Linked DNA regions of Homo sapiens: region 1 is linked to region 2. Evidence: chromatin contacts called from ENCODE Hi-C or POLR2A ChIA-PET data. All regions are on one chromosome and are shown on one strand. Each heading gives the region's core, a stretch centred on a gene start or an enhancer-like site at or near the end of the contact. The rest is flanking DNA. Distances are from core to core; before and after follow the strand shown.

The links. Hi-C counts contacts between places; a loop is a spot of excess contacts on that map. ChIA-PET counts read pairs that join two places held with the same protein, here RNA polymerase II (POLR2A). Pooled maps may share reads with other maps.
Region 1: a map of PC-3 shows a loop between it and region 2 (5-fold over the local background). The contact joins two enhancer-like sites. A Hi-C loop is called at or near these places in 4 of 168 maps with a recorded cell type or tissue (PC-3, PC-9, breast epithelium and 1 more) and 1 of 50 pooled maps. POLR2A ChIA-PET finds 5 or more read pairs at or near these places in 1 of 52 experiments (PC-3).

The regions. Positions count from the first base shown.
Region 1 is chr13:101,621,621-101,625,086 of GRCh38, reverse strand. All of the region lies in intron 7 of ITGBL1 (integrin subunit beta like 1), which reads right to left. Among named protein-coding and RNA genes, the nearest start is that of ITGBL1, 170 kb to the right of the region's middle. Within about 2 kb of position 1,402, at least 9 of the 41 ENCODE cell types and tissues checked have a DNase peak (open chromatin) inside an H3K27ac peak, as active enhancers do; they include PC-3 and PC-9, where a contact is called at or near this core.
Region 2 is chr13:101,567,907-101,571,885 of GRCh38, reverse strand. All of the region lies in intron 3 of ITGBL1 (integrin subunit beta like 1), which reads right to left. Among named protein-coding and RNA genes, the nearest start is that of ITGBL1, 120 kb to the right of the region's middle. Within about 2 kb of position 1,290, at least 2 of the 41 ENCODE cell types and tissues checked have a DNase peak (open chromatin) inside an H3K27ac peak, as active enhancers do; they include PC-3 and PC-9, where a contact is called at or near this core.

The DNA.
Region 1 (3,466 bases), core at 153-2,652, 53 kb before region 2:
TGTCTCTTGCTTTAAAAAATAAATATGCTGTCTTTGCCTCTGCATTTATCTACCGGCAGGGAACCATTATATACTGACAATGTTCTGTTTCAGAAGCATTATCTCTGAATAATTACCTGTTCCTTGTCTCCATGGAAAGCTGTACCGCAAAACCTCTTTTAATTTGGTATATGGCAGAATTCACAGATTGTATTTTATTACTATAAAAAAATACCTTTCTCCACCCCCTACGAAAATGAAGGTAAATGTTAGCCACGTCATGAATGATGCTGCAGTTTGGAACATTGCAGCCCCCTGATGGGGAGGTTCTCCTTCACCTTCCGGAAGCACTCATCAACAAAGGGAATCTGTGGGTGGCTCCAGCTGGTTGCAGGGACCAGAATTTGAAGGGAGAGGAAATCCCTGATGCTGGGCCTTCCTGCCTGATTCTCCAAATGGTGACAGGGATAAAATGCAGAGGGGTAGTGAGCGCTGTGTCAGGACTCGGCAAAGAGAAAGCACAGATGTTCACTGAGCTCTTCTCCCTTTCATTTTATTCTACCTCTGTTTTTCTTTTGGTCTCAATTCATGAGCAACCCCAGGTCAATCTGTATCCTGAGTCCTCACCTCCCTTCCATGGACAATTACTTCATTTCCTTTGGAATTACAGACTATTTTAAAATGCTTTCAGGTGAACACTTCAAGGCTCAGAGCAGGGAAAATAAAAGGAAGTGTAGTTATTGGGGCATAAAACATAAATGTTTATCTGGAGAGGAGTGGTTTGGAGGGAGCTGTGATTCAGGAAGTAACGGTGTTTGCTTTCGCTAAAGCAATAGTTTTCACATTTGCACAAGAACAGAAAGAAACCGGCAGAAACATTTCATTCCAAATGAAAGTATTAACAGATCCATGCTAAATAAAACATATGTAAGTGAATTTGCCCAGAGAAAGCAGTAGGTAGGGTAGGTAAAGCTCAACAAGCCCAGATTTCTTCTCACTCTCCAAAGCAACCTAGTAAACATCTAAGCATATCTCCAGGAATCCTGGTGGCTTTAGGTCATCCTGTACAAATCACTAAGCCACATGAATATAAGAGATTGTATACATTGTAAACTGGGTGGGGGGAGATGTTTAGCCAGTCTAATGGAATGCTTACAAAATTTGTTCTTTTAGCTGTTTTAAGCAATAGGGTTTTTAAAAATGGGATTTAAAACAGGGCCAGAAGGCCAAAAACAGGCCCAGAAGGCCAGAAGGTATACCCAAAAAAACTTTCATTCCTTTAAAATATTCTACAGTCAGACTACTTACCACACTGCCCTGATGATCTCACCTAATGTGAAGGAGAAAGGTCATTTGTTAATTGTCCACTTTTAAATCATGAGTCTCCCTTTAAATTTGTGCTCTGCGAAGGTTAAGTGTGATTACAACAGATTTCTTTACATCTTTGAACTACAGTGACTCACGGTGAACCCACTGCCTGTCCTCAGATGAAAGTCAACAGGAGATTTGAGTTATATAATTTTATAGAATCATCTTACCAGGAATCTGTATGGGAGCCATACATGAAGGAACAACTGTATTTATCAGCCTTTTATAAAAATAATGACATAATGCTTCTCCATGTGTAATGAGAAGTGTATGTATCTCATAACAAAATGACAATTGTATGTTAGATAATTGGGTAGGAATAAGAAACTAATTTCAGTACACAAAGATATGAAACTTGATTTTATTTCACAAACATTTTTATGACTTTTAGAGAAAAGTGTAGATAGTTTTATTACTGTGGGCCTTAAGAGGTAATCTCTGAACATTTTTTACAAGTTGTTGATTATATAGTTAACATTAGCTTACTCTGTCATGGGATCAAGCTAAATTATAAACCTCGGATTGCATTATCATATTAATATTTAATATTTTAAAATTTGTAGTAAATTATTTTTAAAGGGAAAGATCAAAACACACAATTTAAATAGAGAATAATATTTATCCTAGTTAACATTAACAAGCGTCAGTGATTTTCAAAAATCACGTTATTAACGAATTCAAATTGTTTATCTGCAAAATATAATCTAATCTCAATTAGAGAAAACAAGCATAAATAATGAAAAGTTCTCATATTATCTGCAATTGTCTTTGATATTAAGTCACAACTACAGGAAAACACACACACACACACACACACACACACATACATACCCCACACACACATCCCAGCCTCATTTCAGATTCAATTTTCTTTTCCCTTCCAGATCAGTGCTGGGGAACCTAGAACTAACTGAATACTAGGCTAGAGGCCTCGTATTAAATTAAATAAAGATTTTCTATTCATGGATCTCTAACTACATAAGAATCCATGTTTAGAACCAGTTCTGTAATTACTGGTACATGATCATTTATTTAAAAGAAAAAAACACTGGATCCATCTGTGCGCTCATGTAGTCATTTGTTTCACAGTCAATCATTATTCTTTATTCAGTCAAATGTTTGCTAGATTCTAGGTTTTAGAAATACAAAGAAAATCAACACTACTCATGGAGTCAGAGAGACCAACACCAACAAATAATTATAGTAAACGGCAAATACAAAACTAAAAGTGCGCACCGGTTTAGCTGGAATATGGAGGAAAATGTGATCACAGCTACATGTGAGGTTGCATTTTTTTCAGGCTTACAAGGTGTCAGTGGTTATTCTAGACAGAGAGAAGGGCAAAAGCAAGAACCTAGACTGAATTGGTATTGATGGAAATAGGAATGATTAAATTTATATAGACAGAGACGCTGGTGTTATTACTAGCTGTGTAGGGATAATCATGATACTACCATCATCATGAGGTTGATGAGATTATTAAATGACATAAGTCAAACATTTAGAACAGTGCCTAGAACTCTATAAGTACTCACTTAATGTTAACTACTATTATTCATTAAATCTTCCATCTAATATTAGAAGCCTTGTTTAAGAACAAAAGTTTAATCACATAGATGGATTTCTGGATACGGAGAAAGGTGAAGTCAATCAACACTCTGTGCAGGCAAAGGAAACACAATAAATAGAAATAGAAACCCCTGCCTGCTTATTTATATTCCACTATCTTAAATGTATTAAAACATTTCCTCCCATTTCTTTCTTTCTATTATTTTTCTTTGCTCCCAACCAGCCTCAGCTCTTGACCTGAGGGTGCACATCTTCACTCAAATCTATGCTGCCTCTGGCTTATTTCCTTGTCTGATCCAGGCTTTGGGGATAATCAGCCATACTTTTCCATTTCCTTATTTCAATTATCCCCTCAAACTTTAATTTGTCATTGCCAACAGTCTCATTCCCTTTTGACTAAGATAAAGGTCTGCCTTTTCCCAAGAGAAGACTTTTTGAGACTAAAAATTTTGAAAAAGCTTTCTTTTTGTATTATCTTCATTTCAATGCATTAAGACTGAAAAATCTCCTGTCTCCAAAGTCTTCAGAAGAGATGGACAAGAGCATTTTA
Region 2 (3,979 bases), core at 41-2,540:
TTACATTGCATACATAGAATCCAGTCCTGTGCTTTTGAAAAAATAAAGAGAAGGATTTCTATGAACTGATTTGGAGTGAATTCCAGGAGATTATGTTGAGTCGTAAAAGCAGAGTGCAAAAGAACACATGGAATGAAAGCACAACCATTTGCACAGGAAAAAAATGAGAAATAATAACACACAAATATGTCTATTTATCTTTACACAAAAAGAAATACATGCACAGAGAAGGAAGAGAGCAATAAAGTTGGTTATCTATAAGGTGAGGGTAAGCAGGGTGCAAGGTTTGAGGAAGAGAGGGATGATTCTCTGAGTATACTTTTCTGCATAGTTATGACTTTTAGAAGCATGTTAGTGTACTATACATTATAAAATATATTAATACAGATGGGAAGGAATTATAAAACCTAAAATTGAAAGTGATCTGAAATAAATAAGCTAAATTGTATTTCAAATGAGTACCATAACCACACTAAAAGAGAAGAAAATAAAATAAGTCTGAGTGACTTATGAACACGTCATTCGACTACATACCCCAATCTTGGGCATGATTGAGGTACAGTGAGTGGGGGGAAGTGGAGAGGGGTGGACTGCAAATCCTAATCTCTTTTGGTACATTTGCTTGGTTTAGTGGTGTGTCTGCAGCACTTCTAGAAGTAACTAGAGATGTAGTATAGGATTGAGCAAATAAGTAAATATGTTGGTGGTATTGGGAGCCAGGGTTCTCCCTGTGAAAATGGGACATGCAAATATGGAATGGAGAAAACAAGAAGTAATCCTGTGAGGTTGGACTGGAATTAGATGCACTGGTGTAAATTCATGATTTCTAAAATATGCATGTATGTGTATGTGTACATGCATATCTGTGTGCAAGTATGTGTATATGTATTTGTGTGTATATGCACAGGCATATATTTACTAGTGTCAAGATAAATTAAAATGGAGACAAGGCCTAAAGAACCCCTGAGCAGACTAAGCCAGTTAGGCCTCATAAATGATCCTAACCTTGCCTGACAGGCAAAAATAAGTGAAACTTAGCTTAAGTTATTTCTTATAAATGTCTACATTAAAGAAGAACAGAACTTAAGTTTAACCAATCAGAAGCAACCAACAAACTTATAATTATATAACTAGGGACTTTCCAACAGGATAGACTAAATAAGGCAACCATATAACATTAGCCAACCAACTATTTTTCTTTGCTTTCTTTTTCTGTTCACCCTATAAAAGCCTCCCACTTGCATTCCCTCAATGAAGCACCTGAATCACTTCTGATTTGGAGCTGCCTGATTCATGAATCATTGTTTGCTCAGATAAAATAAAAATTGTATTATGCTTCAATCTACTTTTTTGACACAAGCCTATTTGCAGAAAGGGCCAAGAAGCAAATACCCTCCAGTGGAAATAAGTATCCCTGTGCCCACAATTTTTATTCAAATACCATTTTCACTAAAAGGAATCAGGGCTGTTTGGATAAGTGGATGATTCCAAAGGTGCAGTGAAGCAGGTCCAATATGACCCTGGAATATGTTATTATGCCAACAAGTAAAGAATTGCAAAAACAAAACAAAAAACAAAAACAAAAGGCAGGCATGTCACAAAAACACAAAAGCTAGCCTGATGGGCTTTAATACCTAATCTGGAAAACTCTGTGCACCAGAATAATTATGTACAAAATGAATAACAAATCAATGAAATAATAAGAATTGTGCTTCTAGACTGATAATAAGTCACTAAGTAAATGAAATAACAAATAACTGATAAATGAGAGAGGAGGATTCCTGTTTGTGGTGGAATACTGAGTGCCAACTAGTCAATTCAGAGAGAATGTTACAGTTCATAAATCATCATTTTCCAGTCATCATTGTCAATACTGTGTCAGGTGATTGTCATCAGCGGATGTTAAATCTGGGGTAATTTTAGTGAGGAATGTGATACATGTATGGCTTTAAAGTATTTCCTCATAGAATGCACATTTGTGAAGAGGGTAAGTCAGAAATAACACAGTTAAGACACCAGCCAACACCTTGACCAGCTCATCAAAACTGACATCACCAATATGAGCAGATGGACATCATGTGCTTCCAGATGAAACATTTTGAGAACACAAAACCATTTCTCTAGTGTTTTACCTAAGAATATGTATTATGAATCTAATCATGGCGGGGGAGACATCAGACAAATCCAAGATAAGTACACTTTTCTTTTAATAAAATGGGGACAACTTTCTTCACAAGTTTCAATGCTCTAAAGCCAAAGTCTGTGGAAATGACCCAGATTAAAGAAGACTAAAGAGAGATATAAACATAACATTTTCAATAGTCTGAATCCTGTAAGGAGAGGAAAACGCTATACAGGACATTACTGGGTCCCTTGACTAAAGCAGGTTATGAACAAAGGTATTGCATCCATGCTTAAAAAATGAGAGAGTACAGATGTCCTAGAAATGCGTTTACATTGTATCAAATATGTTTTATCATCTACTGAAACACTTCTGTATGTTTTCTCCTTTAAGATATGTTAATGTGGTGAATTACATGTTTAGATTCCTTAATATTAAACATCTTTAGAATCCTAGACTACCACATTTGATTATAATGTTCTCTAAAAAAAAACCCTAAATTTGATTTGCAAACAATAAATAAATAAATCCCAAAATAGATTTCAAACCCAAAACAGAATTCAAGTCTTGTTACTGAAACAAGTTTGAAAAGAATAATTTTTTCAAGATGAAAGACGCTATGGGGCATGCGCGCGCGTGCGCGTGTGTGTGTGTGTATGGAGGGGTGGGTGTTATGAATTGGAAGTAGAGAAGTGTGTGTGTGTGTGTGTGTGTGTGTGTGTGTGTGTGTGTGTGTGTTTGGAGGGGTGGGTGTTATGAATTGGACGTAGAGAAATCCTACTAAGAAGAAAGAAAGACTGAAGTGCTAGAGAAATATGATGAGAACATCATGAACACAGAAAGGGACCTAACTGCTAAGACCATTTGTCATGACCCCTGACGGATCCACTCACACCTCGCTTTGGATATGGTCTGATTCCTATCAGCAAAACACCTTTAACTGAGCTCAGTCTAAAACACACAATCTGTTGCAATCAGACTGTGGGGAATTCTCAGCTCTGGTTAGAGATGGGCCCTACCAACAATGTGAGCTTCAGGAAGAAAGGTACTCATTCGTGAAGTCAAATCCTCACCTTTAGCATTTAGAGCAATGGGTCACACACTCATCTATATTAAAATCACCCAGAGAGCTTTAAAAAAACCACCAACGTCAAGGCCACACACCAAAGCACTTGAAACAGAACCTCTGGTGTACTACATGAGAACTGACAGTTTATTCCTTTCTCCTTGGGATGCTGATGTTCAACCACGGTTGAGAAAATCTGATTTTGAGGCTTCACCTGCCCAAATGTAAAAAGAATATTTAATTACGGTAACACTCGCTAAATACCATTGAAACCTAAACTGCAACTCTTTTATATGATTTTGCTAATAAATTTTAACAGCATTGCTACAATTTTGTAAAAAATATTTTCAAATAACTTCTATGAAATAAAAAATATTTTGATCAAACAAAAAATCTTTCTGTGACTGTATCCTTCAAAGAGCTTTATAACCAGTATATCTGAAACTTCTATCAAATTTAAAGTATTTGGTTCTATTTTGCGAAGGTAAAAATTCAAAGCACCCGTGATCTGTAACAGAAAATAATTAAGTCAGTTTATATAAATCCTTTTTAACAGATGTAATCCGGTATTCAATATCATGGCTCACAATTTACATAAAATGTGGTTGGGGTGTTGTTTCCAGTGAATATCCTGCTAGAAGGAGGCATTTGGAACAGCTGGAAAGCATCAAACTTGCCAGTCTCAGCAAGATGGCATTTTTTTTCTATTGATTTATCTGAATTTCACTTCTAAAAAACATACTCAAAAGCAGACTCACTCTGAGATTCAACATTTCTCCACGCCCACATAT